4 separate regions of the Homo sapiens genome follow, and all the other regions are linked to region 1. Evidence: read pairs that join two places in POLR2A ChIA-PET (ENCODE). Cell type or tissue: CD4-positive, alpha-beta T cell. All regions are shown on one strand. Each heading gives the region's core, and the rest is flanking DNA. Links, peaks and the distances in the headings are about the cores only. Region 1 overlaps TRABD2A (TraB domain containing 2A). Region 2 has its middle 32 kb from the start of KCMF1. Region 3 overlaps DNAH6 (dynein axonemal heavy chain 6). Region 4 has its middle 25 kb from the start of KCMF1.

The links. Peaks named below come from ENCODE experiments on the same cell type or tissue, not always from the same donor. Only the 100,000 strongest peaks of a DNase experiment are listed, where the experiment ranks them.
Region 2: POLR2A ChIA-PET joins it to region 1 with 5 read pairs; 2 of 35 experiments call an interaction of 5 or more read pairs at or near these places.
Region 3: POLR2A ChIA-PET joins it to region 1 with 5 read pairs; 1 of 35 experiments calls an interaction of 5 or more read pairs at or near these places.
Region 4: POLR2A ChIA-PET joins it to region 1 with 7 read pairs; 2 of 35 experiments call an interaction of 5 or more read pairs at or near these places.

Annotation. Positions count from the first base shown.
Region 1 is chr2:84,842,874-84,848,759 of GRCh38, forward strand. All of the region lies in intron 2 of TRABD2A (TraB domain containing 2A), which reads right to left. Among named protein-coding and RNA genes, the nearest start is that of TRABD2A, 35 kb to the right of the region's middle. RefSeq lists enhancers at 3,648-4,149, 4,150-4,649. In CD4-positive, alpha-beta T cell, for the core only: no CTCF peak of the experiment used is centred there; DNase peaks (open chromatin) are centred at 1,478, 3,448 and 4,032; H3K27ac peaks cover 4,000 bases.
Region 2 is chr2:84,936,691-84,942,576 of GRCh38, forward strand. No RefSeq gene overlaps it. Among named protein-coding and RNA genes, the nearest start is that of KCMF1, 32 kb to the right of the region's middle. RefSeq lists an enhancer at 2,819-3,328. In CD4-positive, alpha-beta T cell, for the core only: no CTCF peak of the experiment used is centred there; DNase peaks (open chromatin) are centred at 1,731, 2,041 and 3,121; H3K4me3 peaks cover 2,081 bases; H3K27ac peaks cover 2,272 bases.
Region 3 is chr2:84,715,415-84,719,414 of GRCh38, forward strand. DNAH6 (dynein axonemal heavy chain 6) reads left to right here. Exons shown (of 77, transcript NM_001370.2): 58 at 146-213; 59 at 2,790-2,970. Among named protein-coding and RNA genes, the nearest start is that of TRABD2A, 160 kb to the right of the region's middle. In CD4-positive, alpha-beta T cell, for the core only: no CTCF peak of the experiment used is centred there; no DNase peak of the experiment used is centred there; H3K4me3 peaks cover 1,215 bases.
Region 4 is chr2:84,943,373-84,949,258 of GRCh38, forward strand. No RefSeq gene overlaps it. Among named protein-coding and RNA genes, the nearest start is that of KCMF1, 25 kb to the right of the region's middle. RefSeq lists enhancers at 1-16, 3,042-3,211 and a silencer at 2,722-2,871. In CD4-positive, alpha-beta T cell, for the core only: no CTCF peak of the experiment used is centred there; a DNase peak (open chromatin) is centred at 3,079; H3K4me3 peaks cover 704 bases; H3K27ac peaks cover 786 bases.

The DNA.
Region 1 (5,886 bases), core at 999-4,998:
ATCACAAGAGAAAGCTTTGTTGAAACATATTTTGGGAAAATCCAGATTCAAGATCCTGATGCCAGGAACCCTATCTCTCCAGCTCTGACCCAGATCTCCAGTGTCCAGGAGAATTCATTTTACAAAGCAGGGAATTCTCCTGGGCACTGGAGAGCTGGGTCAGAGGTGGGGAGGTAGGGTTCCTGGTATCAGGTGGGTAGTGGGGCTGGCCACCCCCTACGAGGCTCCAGACAACACTTACAACCCGTGGAATTTTCTCTCTCACTTTCCCCAGGTACAGATGCAGCTCTATAGCCTCTGACAGCTCCCCTTTCTTGTGCTTCCCCAGTAATCAGCATACAGGATGCTGCCTTTGCTGGAATATCTCCTCACTCTTTGCTGCAATACAGACAGGCTTGGTCCATCTGTGTTGCAGCAAAGACTGACTATGAGGTCTTTAGCAAGATGTTTCAACTCTCCAGAGACAACGCATTAGAGGTCTTAAGTCAGCAAATGACCCTACCCAGCCCCAACCCCTTTCTCCTTTCACATGTTCTCCTCATTCTGAGTGGTGAGGAGACAAGGCTTCCTGGTTTGCCTCCCATGGGCCAAGGTGGCACAGGCCCACTGCGTACCCCTTGTCTCAGTCCATTTGTGCTGCTACAACAAAATGCCTGAGACTGGGTAATTTATGAGGAACAGAAATATATTTCTCACCATTCTGGAGGCTGGGAAGTCCGAGATCAAGGCACTGGCCTTTGGTCTGGTGAGGGCCTTCTTGCTGCATCCTCACATGGAAGAAGACAGAAGGGCAAGCTAACTGAATGGCTGCATGACACCTCTTTTATTAGGGCCTTAATCCCATAAAGGCCTTATAAAGAGGAGTCTTAATCCCAAAAAGGTCCTTATAAAGAGGAGCCTTCATGGCTTAATCACCTCCTAAAGGCCTCACCTTTTAATACCATCACACTAGCAACATCTGAATTTTGGAGGGGACACATTCAAACCACAGCATCCCTCCTTCCACATAGTTTACCTCCCTCAGTTACTCTAATATTTCCTGTGCCTGTGATGCAACCTTAACCAAAGGAGACAGATCTCTCTGTAAAACCCCTCCATCCTCTCTTCTCTCAATACCTCCTCCTTTTCTCTGGCAGAGGCACCTCCAGTCTCTCTGGAAGGCGTCTCCCCAAGGTTCTGCACAATAGCCTCTTCTGTCTTGGTACCCTCTAGACCATACTGTGTTCCCATCCTTCCCATCCCTCTATTGGTCACAAGCCAGAGCAGGTAACAAATCTGCTTGGTCATGCGGTGATTTGGTTTGGCTGTGTTCCCACCCAAATCTCATCTTGAATTGTAGCTCCTAGAATTCCCACGTGTTGTGAGAGGGACCCAGTGGGAGGTAATTGAATCATGGAGGTAGGTCTTTCCCATGCCGTTCTCGTGATAGTGAATAAGTCTCGTGGTTCTATAAAGGGGAGTTCCCCTGCACACGCTCTCTTGCCTTCCACCATGTAAGACACGCCTTTCCTCCTCCTTCACCTTCCGCCATGATTGTGAGGCCTCCCCAGGCAAGTGGAACTGTGAGTCCATTAAACCCCTTTCCTTTACAGATTACCCAGTCTTGGGTATGTCTTCATTAGCAGTGTGAGAACAGACTGGTACATGTGGGATCACAGCCTTGCCAGAAAAGCAGATACACCCGGGTGCTTGTCTGCAAACTGATCTAAATGAGACAACTCAGCCTTCCACAGGTATAAGCCCCTGCATTCTAAAGCCATACAATTAGGGCCTACCCACAACAACTGGGAATTGCCAACTGACTTCAGATCAGCTGGAGGAACAAACCTTCAAAGGTTTGGGAGGGAAGAGAGAGGGGCATTATGAAACACCTATCAGGTATGCCTGGCCCCAGGCCCAAGTCCCACATATTCTGTCTCCATCTAACTCATCCAAGCCAAATCCTCAGTCTGACTGGCTCACAAATACCTGCTGATGAGCTTTGCTATTCTCTTAAAGGCATTGAGCACAAGCCCAGGTTACCTGGTGCTTAAATACCTTCCTCAAAGAGTGTCCATTAATTTTGAAACATTTTTCTTTCTTAAGGTTTTCTTGGTATTTGGAGAAGATTGAGTTACCCATTGTAACAGACATGTCAGTCTGCAAACTGGGGCAGACTGTGTATGGGCCACATCACAGATTAAATAAGAACTTTAGGCCAGGCGCGGTGGCTCACACCTGTGATCCCAGCACTTTGGGAGGCCGATGCAGGTGGATCCCTTGAGGTCAGGAGTTCAAGACCAGCCTGGCCAACATGGTAAAACCCTGTCTCTACTAAAAATACAAAAATTAGCCAGGCATGGTGGCAGGTGCCTGTAATCCCAGCTACTTGGGAGGCTGAAGCACGAGAATCGCTTTTAACCTGGGAGGCAGAGGTTGCAGTGAGCTGAGATTGTGCCACTGCACTCCAGCCTGGGCAACAGAGCAAGATTCCTTCTCAAAAAATAAATAAATAAAATGACTACTGGAGAGTTTTGTGCATTATAATGATTTAAGATATCAGGTACTCCCCTACTGAGAATTACACACAATCCCTGGTGGAAGATGGACATTAGGACAGTGACCTGGCTAATGGTGTTCATCAGTGACAGGTTTCTGGCCCTGTGGTCCTCAAGGACCAGAAGGCCTGGGAACAGCAAAGTTGGGGGAGACAAGGGCGGGGGAAGAAGGGTAGCAAAATGCCAACTGTGATCCTGAGTTACTCTAGGATTCTGGAAACTGAGTGGTTGATAGACTGAACATCAAGAATGGAAGGGCATAAGGGATGATGAAGGGTATCATGAGAGTTCATTCTGTGTCAACTAATCAAGGACAGAATCAAGGCAAGTCACAGTACTAAATGATCCTAAATTTCAATCATTCATCCCTTCTATTCATTAATTCAGTCAATAAATAGTTATTATATGCCCACTGTTCCAAGCACTGAAGATACAGTCATGAACAAGACAAGATCCTTGCCTTTAATGGAGCTTTCATTTTACCTGAAAAAGGGGGCATTTTTCAAGAAAAATCTTGAAAAGATGGGTGGAAAGGAGGTCTAGTGTATCATAGAAGCTTCTGGGAGGAGAAGGAAAGGCAGAGGCCCAAAGTTAAACTCTCTGATTTCAGGCTTGCCAGGACAGCACATACACAAGCAAATCAAAACCCTTGATCATCCCAGGGTCATTGCTTTCTATTTTTCCTGGAGGGGAGGGAGGTCACCTTGTGTCACTGAGCACTATGGTGAGGAGACCATACTATAAACACTCTTCTTTTAAGGAAGTTTGAACAGTGGGCTGTGCATCAGAGTTAGTGCTGAATCTTTCTTTTGTTGCTAAAAACCACAGAAATGTACTTTTTAAATCTCTAGCATGATTTCCTGTAATCACCACACGCCTTTCCTTTCAGAGCTGCTGCAATGATCCAAATAACAACCCAGGGGAAGCATGGCTTTCATGTGTGCTTATTTATACCCCAACTACTTATGAAAGGCCTTAAGCTTCTCACAGATTAAAACCCAGCACAAGATAAGCCGTTGACCTAAAAGATCAAGAGATACAGTGCCTCGAGAGACCAGCTAAGTGATGAGGTAGAAGGGGCTGGATTTCCTTGGCTGAGAAGAGCAAGGATCCTGCCCCCACTGTGCTCACCAGCAGGTGCCAAACACCAAACACAGTGGTCGCTGTATGTCCAAAGAGACGCAGTCAATGAAAGTCAGAGGAAGGCTCCATGATGAGCCTCAAAGACAGCTTGGCCTGGGGTCATCAGACAAGGCAGCCCACCCCAAATCCCTCCTTCGCTGGCTTAGCTGAGATGTGGGGAAGTCTCTGGGGCACTGTTTATGTTAAGCAAGGCAAAGCCCTCACTGAAACAGACTCCTTGGAGAAAGACCCAAGACGGATTCCTGAAGAAACAGTCTCTGAGTGGGATCAAAGTGTCCTTACAGGGTTTCCTTGGAGCCAGAATACTCCCCTGATGACTCAAGGTGCCTGTTCGCACACTACCACCACAAACCAGGGAGGCAGGTCACTGCTATCCAGCTGTCCCACTCCAGATGGCAGCCCTTTATCACCTGCACTGCCCAGACCTAGTAGTCCATGCCTCAGGCTGCCCTGGAGGGAAGCTGGGCAGGGGCAGGGCCCTGCTGAAGGTGCCTCCCTTGGAGTGAACCTTTGGTCAGGCCATGGGTAGCCATCTGTGGAGCTAGAGGAGGTAACTCCCTCTCCAGTGAGGAGCCAAGTCCAGGGCAGGGCGGTGCTCCAAGGGAAATCTCCATGGGCACCACAGGAGCAATGCACAACCCTAAACTCACTCCCATTCAAATGACTGAGGCCCAGATATAGCATCCTCATAAACTACTATGGCATCTCTGAAGGACCCCTCTCTGATAGAACTAATGACTGTCAGTCATCCTTACATAATTTACTCTCCTTGCTGTGCTTGGAGAAGTCTGAACCAGTCTAACAAATTTGGGGTTTCAGGATGTGGCTTGTGGATAAGAGAATTGCTCAGAAACTCCCACCAGTTAAGTTGACCCCAGGGCGTCTTCCAGGAGGGCCATCCTGAATGGGGCATTGTCACTGATTAAGTCACCTCACATGAATCAGCTGAACACACCTGGGGTACAAGGACTGTTGTTCCTGGAGATCCAAAAAGGCCAGGTGCCATGAGCAGTATGCTCAGCCAGGAGCTGGGGACAGTGGCCAGGAGGGGAGAAAGGCAAAGGAGCAGGCACAAGGGTCCTGGATGGATCCACCCGGCCAGTGCTCACTGCCTCCCACTGTGCCTCCCTTTCTCCATTCAAATCCTTCCTTTACAGTTTCTGTTAACGTTTTTCATGTGTTGTGTTAGGCTCCTAGGGCTGCCATAACAAAATACCACAAATTGAGTAGCTTAAACAACAGAATTGTATTGCCTCACCATTCTGGATGCTAGAAGTGTGCAACCAAAGTGTTGACGAGGTCATGCTCCCTCTGAAGAAGTTGGGAAAGCATCTATTCCAGGCCTCTCTCCTAGCTTCTGGTGGTTCCTTGGCTTGTGGCTACATAATTCCGATCTACATAGTGTTCTTCCCACATGTGTATCTATCTCTGTGTCTTAATTTCCCTTTTTTATAAGAACAGTCATTTTTGAGTAGGGCCAACCCTAATGACCTCATCTTAACTTCCTCACCTGCAAAGACCCTGTTTCCAAACATAGTCACAATCTGAGATACTTGGGATTGGGACTACAATGTAAGAATTTGGGGATGAAGACATAATTCAACCCATAACACATGTCGATCTCAGCGTTCCTTTTTTTCTAACAGTATGCATATGGTAAAAATTTTAAACAGTGTAAAGAAATAGATTGCCTTCCAATTCCCGTTCCCCAATCAGCAACCACTGCTGTCAACACATTGTATCTCTTTCCATGGATGCTGTCTGCACATAAAAATGATAGATAGATAGATAGATAGATAGATAGATAGATAGATAGATAGATAGACAGACAGACAGACAGACAGACAGACAGACAGACAGATAGATAGTCTCCACTTTCGTTTTGCTGCTTTGGCCAATAAAACTCAAACAAAGGCTTTAGTCAATAAAAGCCTTTCCATGAACAAATACTGAAAATATATTTTATATATATAATTTATATTATATATTATATATTTTATATATATTACATATATAGAGAGAGAGACAGAGAGAGAGAAAGAGATGGAGTCTTGCTGTGTCACCTAGGCTGGAGTGCAATGGCATGGTCTCGGCTCACTGAAACCTCTGCCTCCCAGATTCAAGCGATTCTTGTGCCTCAGCCACCCGAGTAGCTGGGATTACAGGCACCCACCACCACGCCCAGCTATTTTTGTAATTCTGTAGA
Region 2 (5,886 bases), core at 896-4,895, 94 kb after region 1:
AAAAAGATGTCCTGGGCTAGGCCGGGCGTGGTGGCTGTAACCCCAGCACTTTGGGAAGCCAAGGCAGGTGGATCACGAGGTCAGGAGTTGGAGACCAGCCTGGCCAACATGGTGAAACCCCATCTCTACTAAAAATACACAAATTAGCCAGATGTGGTGGCATGTGCCTGTAGTCCCAGCTACTCGGGAGGCTGAGGCAGGAGAATCGCTTGAACCTGGGAGGTGGAGGTTGCAGTGAGCCGAGATTAAGCCATTGCACTCCAGTCTGGGCAACAAAAACGAAACTCCATCTCGAAAAAAAAAAAACAGATGACCTTAATTTCAATGTGCAATGTCCAGTAGTCTTCCATGTTGTTTTCAGTACAACCTCTTCAACTTGCGTATAAAAGGAGGTTAGACAAGACACATCTGCTGGTCTAATCTCCATCTTGATCTGGAAAGGGTTTATGGTGGTTTACAAGTTTATAACAAGACAGAAATTAAAACGGAGGCAAAAGGGCTTGGGCCCAGTGGCTCACACCTATAATCTCGGCACTTTGGGGGTGCTGAGGTGGGTAGATCACCTGAGGTCAGCAGTTCAAGACTAGCTTGGCCAACATGGTAAAACTCCATCTCTACAAAAATACAAAAATTAGCCTGGCGTGGTGGTGGGTGCCTGTAATCGTACCTACTCGGGAGGCCAAGGCAGGAGAATCACTTGAACCTGGGAGGCAGAGGTTGCAGTGAGCTGAGATTGCGCCATTGTCCTCCAGTCTGGGCAACAGAGCAAGACTCAGTAAAAAAAGGAAAAAAAAAAAAACTGAGACAAAAGTAAAGAAAAAGTCAAGCCAGGAATAGGGATTAAAAATTCAGAGCTTAGGCTGGGTGCAGTGGCTCACGCCTGTAATCTCAGCACTTTGGGAGGTCCAGGCGGGCAGATCACGAGGTCAGGAGTTCGAGACCAGCCTGGCCAACATGGTGAAACCCCGTCTCTACTAAAAATACAAAAATTAGCTGGGCGCAGTGGCCTGTGCTTGTAGTCCCAGCCACTCGGGAGGCTGAGGTAGGAGAATCGCTTGAACCCAGGAGGAGGAGGCTGTGCAGTGAGCCAAGATCACACCACTGCACTCCAGCCTGAGTGACAGACTCCGTCTCAAAAAAAAAAAAAAAAAAAATTTAGAGTTTAGCCAGACACAGTGGCTCACACCTGTAATCCCAGCATTTTGGGAGGCTGAGGCCGGTAGATCGCCTGAAGTCAGGAGTTCGAGAACAGCCTGGGCAACATAGTGTAACCCCATCTCTACTAAAAATACAAAAAATTAGCTGGGCGTGGTGGTGGGCCCCTGTAATCCCAGCTACTTGGGAGGCTGAGGGAGGAAAATCACTTGAACCCGGGAGGCAGAGGTTGCAGTGAGCCGAGATCGCACCATTGCACTCCAGCCTGGGCAACAAGAGTGAAACTCCATCTCAAAAAGAAAAAAGAAAAAAAGAAAAAAAAAATTCAGAGCTTAAAGAATTCAATGCTTGCCAGAGCTGGGCCGTATATTTGACTCAAAGTTTCCTAGCAGCCTGTGTGAAAAGGGAAATCTGATTAGTTATGCAGTTTACAATAACTATGTGATAAAGGCAAACTCTTGGCCGGGCATGGTGACTCACACCTGTAATCCCAGCACTTTGGGAGGTCCATGTGAGAGTCCAAGAGTTCAAGACCAGCTTGGGCAACATAGTAAGACCCCACCTCTACAAAAAATTTTAAAAATTAGCAGGGTGTGGTGGCACACGCCTGTGGTCAGCTACTCAGGAGGCTGAAGTGGGAGGATGCCTCATGAGCTGTGGTCACACCACTGCACTCCAGCCTGGGAGACAGAATGAGACCCTGTCTCAAAGAAAAAAAAAAAAAGGCACACTCCTGAATCTAAAGAAGTACAACTCTTTTTTATATAAGACCAGAAAAAAAATAATAAAACTCTATCCTGGAGTTTCTTATAAAGATGACACGTGTGATTTATTACTCATTTAAAAAGTGAAACCAGAGGAGAAACATCCTGAGGTAAGACTTTAACTGAACCCTTATGTGGTATAACAGACCTTATTTTTCATTTCATCACGCTACATGCTAAGTTAGAAACAAGTTCCCATGCATGTTAGGGTACATTTATATTTATGCCACAGTGTCAGAGTCTACACAGTTATTTTTTTCTTTTTTTTTTTTTTTTTTTGAGACGGAGTTTCACTCTTGTTGCCCAGGCTGGAGTGCAATGGCACAATCTCGGCTCACTGTAACCTCCTCCTCCCGGGTTCAAGCAATTCTTTTGCCTCAGCCTACTGAGTAGGGATGCCCGCCACCATGCCCAGCTAATTTTTGCATTTTTAGTAGAGATGGGGGTTTCACCGTGTTAGCCAGGCTGGTCTCAAACTCCTGACCTCAGGTGATCCGCCCACCTCGGCCTCCCAAAGTGCTGGGATTACAGGCATGAGCCACCTCACCCAGCCGTGTCCACAGTTTTCTAGTTTGCTGAGCTGCGGACCCACCAGCAGGTCTGCAGGGAAGGGATGTTCCTGGTAGAGCTCCTTAGGCCTCCCTCAGATCCATGGGATGCACTGGGACTGTTCCTTTAGCTACACAGATACATGACCATGTTCATCCTCTGCAGTTATTTAGTTATTACCCCAATCTTTCAGTGAAGTCTCTGCTAGACAAATGGAGTTGTAAGGTGACCTTGGTGTGACGGCAGGGGTAGTGATTATGATGGTGGTGATGTGAAAGGGTAGTGGTGAAAGTGAAGGGGATGAGGGTAGGGGTGGGGGGTGGTTACTTAAGGCTGCAGTCTGCAGTCTACTGCCGTGGCTGCTGAGAACAGTCTCTATTTGTCTGCCGTCAGTCTATCCAGATCCTTCTACCTGGGGGAAGATCTGGACTGGCCAAGCCTGGTCACATGGCAGCAACCAGGTTGCAACCAACAAAATTTCCTCTCTGGAGGGAAAATTAATCTAGATTTAGAAACTGCCAAGAGCTGGGTTTCTCAAGCCACCTTGGCCTTGAACTTCCTCCAAGGGCGGTCATCAGCAAGGGTGTAAGAGGTACTTGGGAGCCTGCAGTTGGTGGAGCTGAGATGGGTGTGGAGACCCCGCCTTTGTGATGGCCTGCAGGTTTCAGTTTTAAGCACGTGGCTTTAAAGGGGACTTTCCCCACCAGAGGAGGAAGAACTGACAATTGGAACAGCCCCTGAGCTTAACAAACTTTGCTGAAAGCAGCTACAATTGTCAAGCAATAAAGACTGAGATGGTAGAGTGTCCACACAGCTGCCGGCCGCTAGAGCCAAGACTGAAATCCAGAACCTTAGCCTGACCAAACCGGGAGTTCGTGAAAGCACAAAGCCTTCTGTGGGAAGGAGAAGGGAAATGAAAGCTAATATTAGGCTAAGCAGTTGTTGATAACGTTAAAAGTTTATGCCAAGTCAATGTGAAGAAAGAAATGACCAAAGATGGGCTTTCTGGTGGAGGAGATAAAGGATCATTGAGATGAAATGAGACCAGCATACCTTCCCTGAGATGCAAATTGCCCTCACCCCCCAATCTCAGCTAGGGAGACTGGGGGAGGGAGCTCTTTAAAAAATCAGGCCAGGCACAGTGGCTTGCTCCTGTAATCTCAGCACTTTGGGAGGCCTAGGTGGGCGGATCACTTGAAGTTAGGAGTTTGAGACCAGCCTGGCCAACATGGTGAAACCCTGTCTCTACTAAGAATACAAAAATTAGCAGGGTGTGGTGGCGCATACCTGAAATCCCAGCCTGTGCAACATGGCGAAACCCCGTCTCTACTAAAAATAGAAAAATTAGCCAGGCACCTATAATCCCAGCTACTTGGGAGGCTGAGGCATAAGAATCACTTGAACCCAGGAGGCGGAGCTTGCAGTGAGCCGAGATGGCACCACTGCACTCCAGCCTAGGCAACAGAGCGAGACTCCGTCTCAAAAAAATAATAAATAAGTAAATAAATAAACAAAACATAATAAGTTCAAAATTCCAATGGTAAAAAGAATACACAGTGGAGTTTCCCACTCTGGGACACCCAGTTCCCTTCCCCAGAGGATCTACTGGTTTCTTTTGTTTCCTTCCAGAGCTAGTTTATACATATACAAATTATATGAGTGTGTATGCATATATATACTTTTTTCCTTTTTTTCCTACAAAAGGCAGCATATTATTAATATAACAGGGTTCAGATACATGCTTTTTCATATATCAGGATATCTTGGAATGATCCAGATCAGTACCTAAAGAGGTTCCTCTTTTTTTTATAGTTGCATAGTATTTCTTTATGCAGTTGCACCATCATTGTTATTTATGTTGAGCACAGAGGTTACTTCCAGTCTTAGTTATTACCAACAGTGCTGCCATGCAACACCTTATACAAATGTAATTTCATACACATGCAAGGAAAGAAGCAGTCCTAGAAGAGAAAATGGTGGCAAAATTTTGTTAGTTATTGCCAAATTGCCCTCCATAAAATTTACACCAACTTTACCCTCCCATTTGCAATACAGGGCGGTGCTCCAGGTGTGAATGGAGACGACTTCGAGCTCACTGTGCTGAGAAACTGCTTTTCAGAGGGCTTCTACAGAGCCCACAGGTGAGTGAGCCCCTGGAGGAGGGGGCAGCTCTCTCCTTCCAAAGCTCTTCCTTTATACCTTTCTCATCTGAAGTTATGAAATTCACCATGGTCATTTGTTTAGTCACTCTCCCCACTCTGGCTGTGAACTTCTTAGGAGCTAAGATTTGGCTTTATTGGCCAGTGTGGTGGCTCACGCTGTAATCCCAGCACTTTAGAAAGCCGAGGTGGGTGGATTGCTTGGGCTCAGGAGTTGGAGACCAGCCTGGGCAACATGGCAAAACCCCATCTCCACAAAAAATATAAAAATTAGTCAGGTGTGGTGGCTCACACCTGTAGTGCCAGCTACTCGGAAGGCTGAGGCAGGAGGATCACTTGAGCCCAGGAGGCTGGGGTTGCAGTGAGCCAAGATCGTACCACTGCACTCCAGCCTGGGTGACAGAGGGAGACCATGTCTCAAGAAAAACAAAAACAAAAACAAAAGATTAGGCCTTTATTCACCTTTACACCTGTAGTGTCTGGCCCAGAGCTCTTAGATGATCAACAAGGGTTTTATTAGATGAGTGAAAAAAATTAATAAATTGGGCCAGGTGTGGTGGCTCACGCCAGTAATCCTAGCACTTTGGGAGGCCAAGTTGAGACAATCATCTGAAGTCAGGAGTTCAAGACCAGCCTGGCCAACATGGCAAAATCCTGTCTTTACTAAAAATACAAAAATTAGCCAGGTGTGGTGGTGCGTGCCTGTAATCCTAGCTACTTGGGAGGCTGAGACAGGACAATCTCTGGAACCCGGGAGGCGGAGGTTGCAGTGAGCTGAGATCATGCCACTGCACTCCAGCCTGGGCCACAGATTGAGACTCCGTCTCAAGGAAAAAAAAAATGATAAATTGGGCTTCTAGGTTCAATCTCAGGAAAACAACTGGAAACTATATACTGTAAGGACTAAGGCTATAATCACCTTAAGAGATTTCATGACTCTGCAACTTCCCCATGTGTGGGATTTTTGTCTTCTCACCTGTATTTCCCTAGACAGACTAGTAATTAAACATCTAAAACAAAAAGGGTCAGTGCCCTGTAAGCGTGTAGAGTATCCTGACTCAGCCAGCAGGTATCTTCCGCTCACTGGGCCCACACTGGCCACAAGGCCAGGACATAGCTTCTGTCTCAGAATCCTAGTCATGGCTCTGTGGTGCCATCTTTTTAGAAGTAGAAGTATTTCTTGAGGGCTACAATGTGCCAGGCACTGGACTGGTGGTCTGAGCTCCATCTGCATAGGGGAGGGATTTCAGAGCATTGCC
Region 3 (4,000 bases), core at 1-4,000, 130 kb before region 1:
CCTAAAGTATGTGTGGGGGTAGGTGTGTGTGCAATTAGACCTGAGATACATCCGCCTGGGTAGTAATGAGCTGTGTTCTAATAAAGAAAGGTATTTTATTAGTTTGCACTTAAGCATTTTTATGCACTCTGTGCTTCTCTTCCAGGTATGCATTAAAGTTACCATTATCAATTTCACTGTAACAAAATCAGGCCTGGAGGATCAGTTGTTAAGGTAAAAAAACAGGGAGTTGAGGGGAGGGAAGGGGGTATTGTGGGTTTCCTAAATATTTTGTTTAGAAATATTGACAAAGACAATGTTCTGCTGTGTAAGAGCACTACACATGAACCCTTAATCAAAAAAAAATACAAGTAAGTGGCCAAGTTCTTTACCATTTCCATAGCTGTTCAGAGCAGCTGATCTTGTCTACCGTCTTCTCAAGGACGTCAAGGATAGACCCTTAATTCCCCACCCCCACTGTTTGAACCAGGCTGGCAGCCCAGCCCTGCCTCTTCCCTTCACTATGATTTCCATCCTGAGCAAGTGAACGAAGTCAGTCTTTCTGTTGTTCCTAGAAATGCACTGGTCCATACCTGTGAAAAAACAGCTTCTCCAAATATATTTGTTCCAGCTTCACTGGTTTTTAGGTGTTTTCTTAGTGTATTTAACTGTCCACTTCAAATATATGTGTGTGTATATATATGTATATATGTGTGTATATATATACACATATATACATATATACCCATATATATACATATATATGGGTATATATATATATGTATGCCCTTTCTTAGTATATTCTGTATGTGATTAAATCCCTATTTCCCAAATATTGCATTATGAGTTGTTAATATTAATCATCAGAATTAGCCAAGAGGTTCATGAGACAAACTTTAAAAATATTTGTTAAAATAATAACATTGATGTTGATTCAAAATTAATTTTATATTTAATATATATATTTAACCAACACATATATACACATATGTATGTATATAGGAATACCTATGTATGTATTTTTATTCACTCTAAAGAAACATAATTTAGACCCATGTTCAAAAGAAATATCCCTTATATTCAAGTCAAGATCGTCCTGACTTACCTATGTTGTCACTAATGAGCTTAAGTCTTATTTCTCTAGTTTGTTTTAGGAATTATTCTGCCAGCTGCTAACTTGCTTACCTTCCACTAGGTTAACTTCTTTCCAATTAAAGTTTATTTCAACATATTTTATGAATATATTCTAAGGACTTGGCTGAACACTTTGCATACCAGTTTATTCCTGTGCATAGTTAAGCTCAGCTGTGTCACTAAGCTCCCAGCATGTTAGGCTGCCTGGGACAAGAAGGAGAAGTGCCCTGATAAGAACACGAGAAATGCTGGGACTCAGTCATGGTGTGCAGTATCTCCCTGCTATTTCTCCTAGATTGATGGCATTGAAAAGGGAAGCTAACAGCCCTTAGCCAGGGTGAGGATGGAGCTGGGTCTGCCTGTGTTCTGACAGGCCGTCACCTATTTCAGTTGCCCTCTGCTCTGCTGAGCTCCTGGACAGGCAGTGATACACATTGTGCTCAATTTCTCATTGCAATTTTCCTCAGATCCTCTCAATTTTGAACACCACAGTTCACCTCCCTGCCTCCTGGAAAATGCCAACCACAATGCCTTAGTCCTTCTGGGGCAGCACAAGGCCATTTTTCAACTTCAAGGAATTCCATTCAGCCACCCAGACTGTCCACCTCCTTCTGTCTTCCTTTCTATTTCCAGAAACTGTAACTCACCTCACAGACTTCCTTGGCAGGCTCTTTTGATTCTTAACTTGATTAATTTGATTAATGTTTCTCTCAAGCTGTTTCCTGAGCTTACCTTTATCTTAAAAATTCCTTAAACTACTGTCTTCTGAAAAACTTATTTAAACAATTGAATTTGAGGTTATGATTTTTAGTATTCTTTATATAATAATTTCAAGGTGTCTGAATTCAGCATGTACATAACAAGTAAATAATGGGTTGTTACTTAAGGCAGCATACTAGTAACAGTGCATGCTCTGGAGCCAGCAGACCCAGGTACAAGCCCAGCTTGGCCTCTCATAGCCATGTGATCTCAAGAAGTGACCCACTAGAGTCTGTTTGTTCACCTGCAAGCTGGGGATGATAACCACAGTGCCCACCTTATGGGGGGGGCATTCAAAGGATTAATAGATAATCCACGTAAAACTCTTAGCAGGGTGCATTGCATAGAGTAGTACTTAATAAAGATTAACTTGCAAATGGAGACTGGGAGCAAATTATGAGAGAACAAGTGAAGGGAGATATAAGTTCACCTGTTTATACAAGGGTGAAGCTGGAGGTAAGGCTCCTTTCTCATATGCAATCAAAAATCATTTCATGGAGGTGGTGTGATTTCAGAATCTGCCATGTTGGTACAGAAAGAATATTCAAGGCATCATAAATATTCCAGGCACCATTTTCATCTTGGCACAAGCAAGCGTTAGAGACAGAAATTGAATGATTAGAGAGATCAAGTATTAAGCAGGTCTTCCTAAGAGATGAGCAGAAGGTGTGGGAACTTCAGTAGTATGCATCTCTAAAATACAAGATAAAAGATCAGAATTGACATGTAGTTGAGTCAGAAGCTATTGTGTAAACCCAGCAAAAGAGACATGGTGTGCATTCAGATATGGCCATCAGCATTAATGCTCAGCTGAATAGTATTCAGAATAAGAACGATTACAAACAGAGAAAGAAAAATAGAAGCAACTTTGAGGCACTGGCAGAGACATAATTTAGATATCTGAACTTTGGTTTTAGTGATGTGGTGCGACTTGAAAAACCCAGGTTGGAAGAACAAAGAATTAAGCTCATCGTGAGGATCAACACTGATAAAAACCAGTTGAAAACTATCGAAGAGAAAATCCTGAGAATGCTCTTTACCTCTGAAGGAAATATTCTGGACAATGAAGAACTTATTGACACACTCCAGGATTCAAAGGCAAGTAAAATATTTTTAGTACTTATGGAAAGTATGTTACTTCAAAAGTTATAACTACAGCCTTTGAGGGTCCTGCAAGGGCTTTTAAAGCAAGACGGGGGCCACACTGGGCTTCCATGGACACACAGACGGGTGCCTGCCTGTCAGGGCTCCTTGCCAACCAAAGAAACCTGGAGAAACTGTAGACCACTGCTTCTCTTGTCTTGTCTGCATTTCTTAAATAAAACACATAAAGAACTGGACAAGATATAAATCGAAAGGAACAAACACAACAAACTTTCATATGAATGCCATCACCTGCAGGAAGCCTCTGTCTGATATTCCCAGTTGGAATTAACTTCCTCCTCCTCAGAACTTCTATAGTGTCTTATCTGGATCTCTACTACAGCACTTGACACTGTTTATCCTATGTCACAGTTATCCAATTACATGGCTTATCTCTTTTGTTGTGTTGTTAAGTTCTATGCAGTGGGAATCTGTGAATAGTTCATTTTGATATTCCTTCTCCAAGGATTACACATGGTGGTTGCACACAATTGGTACTCAACAAAAACGTGTCGATAGTAAGATGAAGTTTTACCTTAAACTTAAAATTCTTCAGTAAATTATTTCTCAGATTCAAACTATCATTTAAGGAGTGCATACTAAGAACAAATGATTTTCATCCACTTGTGAGAAACAAATAATTTACTGAAAAAAAATCCCCTTGACTTTATTAAACCAGAAACACATAGGTTATGTTTTTTGCTTTTGTTGACATCAAAACTGGTTGACTGCTTTATATTGTATAGTCCCTTGAGATTGCAGTATTAAAACAGTAATAAGCAAGTAATTTTGGGCCTCTGTTTTCTTCCTCTCTGCTTTAGCTTGTTTGTTCATAGATCTCTTTATCCTCCTGTCGTTCATTCTTCCTTGGGTTTTTTATTTTTTTATTTCTGGCGGTTGTGTGTTAACCCACTTATTTTTATTTTTTAGCAAAGTTGTACATGCCAACTCTTTAAAGAATGAAATATTCTACAAGGCTTATTAT
Region 4 (5,886 bases), core at 1,066-5,065, 100 kb after region 1:
CCGATGAAGACTGAGAGGAAAGATCCATAGATACATGGGTGAAACAAGGTCAATAAAAGGCATTCTGCCTCCACTGAGATACAACAGGTATGTAAACATATGGGAGAGAAAGGGAAATGGGTCAGTCAGAAGCCAAGCCAAGCTGGGGTTGTCAACTTGGTCCAGGAGTGGGAATGAATGTGCCAGTCCCCCCCAATTACCAGGAGACATAATAAATGATTGTTAAAGGCTGGGTGCGGTGGCTCTTGCCTGTAATCCCAGCACTTTGGGAGGCCAAGGCGGGTGAATCACCTGAGGTCAGGAGTTTGAGACCAGCCTGGCTAACAGGGTAAAAGCCCGTCTCTACTAAAAATATGAAAAAGTAGTGGGGTTTGGTGGTGCTCGCCTGTAATCCCAGCTACTCGGGAGGCTGAGGCAGGAGAATCGCTTGAACCTGGGAGAAGGAGGGGTTACAGTGAGCCGAGATTGCGCCACTGCCCTCCAGCCTGGGTGACAGAGCAAGACTCTCTCAAAAAATAAATAAATAAATAAATAAATAATTGTTGTTGTTTGTGTCACCGACACAGTAGATAACTGAAACTATCTTCCTTCCCATATCTGCTCCTCTTCTTTTTTTTTTTTCTTTTTCTGAGTCGGAGTTTCATTTTTATTGCCCAGGCTAGAGTGCAATGGCCCAGTCTCAGCTCACCACAACCTCCCGGGTTCAAGCGATTCTAGTGCCTCAGCCTCCTGAGTAGCTGGGACTACAGGCATGCGCCACAATGCCCAGCTAATTTTAGTAGCGACAGGGTTTCTCCATGTTGGTCAGGCTGGTCTTGAACTCCCAACCTCAGGTGATCCACCTGCCTCAGCCTCCCAAAGTGCTGGGATTACAGGCGTGAGCCTCTGCGCCCGGCATCTGCTCCTCTTCTCATATCTCCCATGTTGGCTAATGGCACCAGCACCTCCTGTGGTAAATATGTATTCTGTCTTTGTCCTCAGTCTTTGCACGCAGCTCCTATAACCCTTGGAATCCCTGGAATGATATCTTTTGTGTGCTAATAAGGTGCCTGGTGGCTGGGGGTCCCCGACATAGCTTGAGGATGGGGGCTGGTCACCAGAGAGACCAAGGCATGACAGAATTGGAACTTTCAGCTCATCCCCAGACCTCCAGGAAGGAAAAGGGGCTGGTGATTGAGTCAATCAGCATTGGTCAATGATTTCATCAATTGTGCCTGTGTAATGAAACCTCCATAAAAACCCCTAAATGATGAGATTCGGGGAGCTTCCAGTTGGTGAACACACTGAAGTGCTAGGAGGGCGGCCTGCCCAGAGGAGACATAGAAGCCCTGCGTGCCCCTCCAATACCATGCCCTATGCTTCCACCTGGCTGTCTCTGAGCATATGTCCTTGATCATAAAGTGGTAAGCCTAACGAAAGTGTTTCCGAGTTCTGTGAGCCATTCTGGCAAATTATTGAACATGAAGAGGGGGTTGTGGTAACCTAGGACTTCTATAGCTGGTTGGTTAGAAATACAGATGGTAACCTGGTACCAGCAACCGACATCTGAAATCAGGGCAGTCTTGCGGGATGGAGCTCTTTGGTGGCATTGACACTAATTCTAGGTAGATAATGTCAGAATGGAATTGATTTGTTGGATACCCAATTGGTATCTGGAGAGTTGAATAACTGGTCAGTATAAGAAAAAACTCACACATTTGGTGGCAGAAGTATTGTGAATAAAAACAGTTCAGAGCTCCCCTACTCCCAAACCAGAAAACCTGGAGTCATCTTCGATGCCACCCTCTCACCACCCACCCTCTGCACTATCCCTGCCAATCACTTGCCAAGTTACCCTGATTCCACCTCCAAATACCTCTCTCATCTCCCGTCTTCACTTTTCATTCATCATTTACTCATTCAATCACAAATATTTGCTCTTATCTTCTCTGTGCCAGGCTTTGTGATAGGCATTGGAGTCAGAAGAATGAATGAGACCTGGTAGGAAAATCACAATCTAGTGGTAAAACAAAAACCAGAACACAATCATAAAGCAATGGGATTCACACTCAGAAATGCATAGAGCTGCTGGGCGTGGTGGCTCATGCCTGTAATCCCATCACTTTGGGAGGCCGAGGTGGGCGGATCATGAGGTCAGGGGTTCGAGACCAGCCTGACCAACATGGTGAAACCCTGTCTCTACTAAAAATACAAAATTAGCTGGGCGTGGTGGCACATGCCTGTAATCCTGGCTACTCAGGAGGCTAAAGCAGGAGAATCACTTGAACCTGGGAGGCAGAGATTGCAGCAAGCCGAGATCGCACTACTGCACTCCAGCTTGGATGACACAGTGAGACTCTGTCTCAAAAAAAAAAAAAAAAAAAAGAAAAGAAAAGAAAAGAAATGCACAGAGCATCATAGAGTCCAGGGCAGGGGTCCCTGACCAAGCTCGGGAATGGTGGGGGATGGGGTGGGGACATCAGTGGAGTTTTTTGGGGTTTTTTGTTTTGCTTTGTTTGAGACAGGGTCTTGCTCCGTCACCCAGGCTGGAGTGCAGTGGTGTGATCATAGTTCACTGCAACCTTGAACTCCTGGGCTCAAGGGATCCCCCGGCCTCAGCCTCCTGAGTAGCTGGGATTACAGGCATGAGCCACCACACCCAGTCAATAGACTTTTCTTGATGTGGGTGACACCCAAGCTTTAAGTTTGAAGACTAAAGGAGAGCTGGCACACCAACAGTATACGAGGGGAGGGGAGGGGAGAGGGGAGGGGAGAGGAGGGGAGAGGGGAGGTGAGAGGGGAAGGGAGGGGAGGGAGGAGGGGAGGGGAGGGGAGGGGAGAGGACACAGCAGGCTGGTAGGGCAGCTTTGAATATGGCTCAGAGGCGAGGCGAGCAAGGTCTGAATCACTTCTGCTCCAAGTCCAGGCCCACATTACTTCTTATACGGACAAGAGGCCAGTAACTGCTCTACCCACACATTCTCCTCCCCTACCATCAGAAAAATCTCCCTAAAGCTCAAATTTGACTTCCTGTCTCCCCTGCTTGCTACCCTCTGCTGGTTCCCCTTTCTGATCTGTGGTGTCTCAGCTCCACCTCTGTTCATAAACTTCATATGGTGCCTTCAAAAGTATTTCCGTCTCTGGACCTTCATCCCTGCACTACTGTCTGCCTGGAATTTCCTGCCCTGCCTTGGTTGATGAGGTGGACTCCTATTCATACTTCAGAGTGACTCAGATGTGACTTGTTCCACAAAGTCCCCACCCACTTGCACTCACCTCCGTGGTGCACGTATTCCAGGGCCGTGAGCTTCACCTCTCTGCACGTCTCCCTCCTGCTACAGCTGTGAGGGTGCAGACCTCCTCTGCTGGCACCAGGGCCCGGCCTGCAGTGGGCCTTTGGCAAATGAGGAACTAGGGCTACCGGTAGGTGAAAATGCAGCTAATGCCCAGGAAGCTAGAAGCTGTTGGAACATTTCTGAGACCCTTTAGACCTGGAAATAGCTCTATGTTAGAGGGTTGCTGATAGAGAAGGCTGGAAGTGAGGTCCCTCTGTCCCCAGCTCGCCTCAGACCCTGGTTCCAGATACAGTTGCATGTGTTTCCAACCAAGACTCTGACCTGGCTCCTCAACCAAACCTCCCCTGCGTCCATGGATCTATCTGAACTCCCATTTATAATCGTAAGAGGCTGTGGGTTAGAGGCGCTGTGCTAATGATGGCTGTATGGTTATTATGATTGTGAAGTTGTTATATTTTACATAGAATACAAGTTTATGTACATTACGATTAAGACTAGTAAAGCTCTTTGGAACTTTAAAAACAAATCCCAGTCAGGCGTGATGGCTCACGCCTGTAATCCTAGCTCTTTGGGAGTCCAAGGCAGGAGGACTGGTTAAGCCCAATTCTCCAGGAGTTTGAGACCAGCCTGGGCAACATAGTAGGACCCCATCTCTACAAAAAAATAAAAATCAAAAAATTAGCCAGACGTGGTGGCATGCACCTTTAGTCCCAGCTACTCGGGAGGCTGAGGCAGGAGGACTGTTTGAGCCCAGGAGGTGGAACCTACGGTGAGCCATGATCTCACCACTGCACTCCAGCCTGGGCAACAGAGTGAGACCCTGTCTCAAAAAAACGAAACAAAACAAATCTCAATTCAATTACATTTAATTATTTCAAAAACCAAGCTCTCTCATTGTACAACATTCAAACAATAACGTAAGAAAAAGTGCCTATGGGTCCCAAATTGGTGTGACTCCTGTGTCCTGTCAGCCTATAGAAACACAAGTGTCTGTGTGTGTAACTTTGACCCCTTCTCCTCCCCCTCCAAAAAATGTACATGCATATATATATATATACTTTTTGTTTTGTTTTTGTTGTTTTTTGTTTTTGATATTAGTAGAGACAAGGTCTCACTATGTTGCCCAGGCTGGTCACAAACTCCTGGGCTCATGCGATCCTCTCACCTTGGCCTCACAAAGTACCGGGGTTATAGGCGTGAGCCACCATGCTCAGCCTATACATTCTTATTCTTTTTTTTCTTTCTTTTTTTTTTTTTTTTTGAGACAGAGTCTTGCTCTGTCACCCAGGCTGGAGATCAGGCCATTGCCTGATCTCGGCTCACTGCAACCTCCACCTCCTGGGTTCAAGCGATTCTCCTGCCTCGGCCTCTCGAGTAGCTGGGATTACAGGCATGTACCACCACACCAAGCTAATTTTGTATTTTTAGTAGAGACGGGGTTTCACCATGTTGGTCAGGCTGGTCTTGAACTCCTGACCTCAGGTGATCCACCCACCTCAGCCTCCCAAAGTGTTAGGGTTACAGGCGTGAGCCACCATGCCCAGCTATATATATATTTTTTGTTTGGTTGGTTTTGTTTTGTTTTGTTTTTTGAGGCAGAGTCTCGCTCTGTCACCCAGGCTGAAGTGAAGTGGCACGATCTCGGCTCACTGCAACCTCCGCCTCCCAGGTTCAAGCGATTCTCCTGCCTCAGCCTCTCGAGTAGCTGGGATTACAGAAGCGCACCACCACGGCTGGCTAATTTTTTGGTATTTTTTAGTAGAGACAGGTTTTCACCATGTTGGTCAGGCTGGTCTTGAACCCCTGACCTCAAGTGATCCGCCCGCTTCAGCCTCCCAAAGTGCTGGGATTACAGGCGTGAGCCACCACACCTGGCCTTATATTCTTTTTAAAAAAAAAAAAAAACAAAACAAAAACAAAAAGAAAAAAAACACCTGATGGGGTCAGGTGTGATGGCTCACACCTGTAATCCCAGCACTTTGGGAGGCCGAGGTGGGCGGATCACTTGAGGTTAGGAGTTAGAGACCAGCCTGGCCAACATATAGTGAAACCCCATCTCTACTAAAAATACAAAAATTAGCTGGGTGTAGTGGCGCACGCCTGTAATCCCAGCTACTCAGGAGGCTGTCTGGAAAATCACTTGAACCTGGGAGGCGGAGGTTGCAGTGAGCTGAGATCACGCCATTGCACTCCAGCCTGGGCAACAAGAGCGAGACTCCATCTCAACAAAACAAAACAAAAAAACAACTTGATGGATATCTTTGTCAGTACATATAATTCTATTTGGTTCTTTTTAATGGTCACATAGTAAGACTTATTATATTAGGGTCAGCAAAGTATGGCCTCTAGACCAAATATGGCCCAGCACCTAAAAGAAGTTGTATGGGAACATAGCCATGCCTATTCCTTTCCATAGAGTCTCAGCCTGCTTTTGCACTATAGTAGCAGAATTGAAAGGTTGCATCAGAGACTGTGGCCTACAATGCCCGGAGAGTTTACTATCTAGCTCGTTACAGAAAAAGTATGCCAACCTGTGCAATATATGGCTGTATCATGCTTTATTTAGCCAGTCCCTGTTAATAACATTTAAATTGTTTCCATTTGTTCAGCA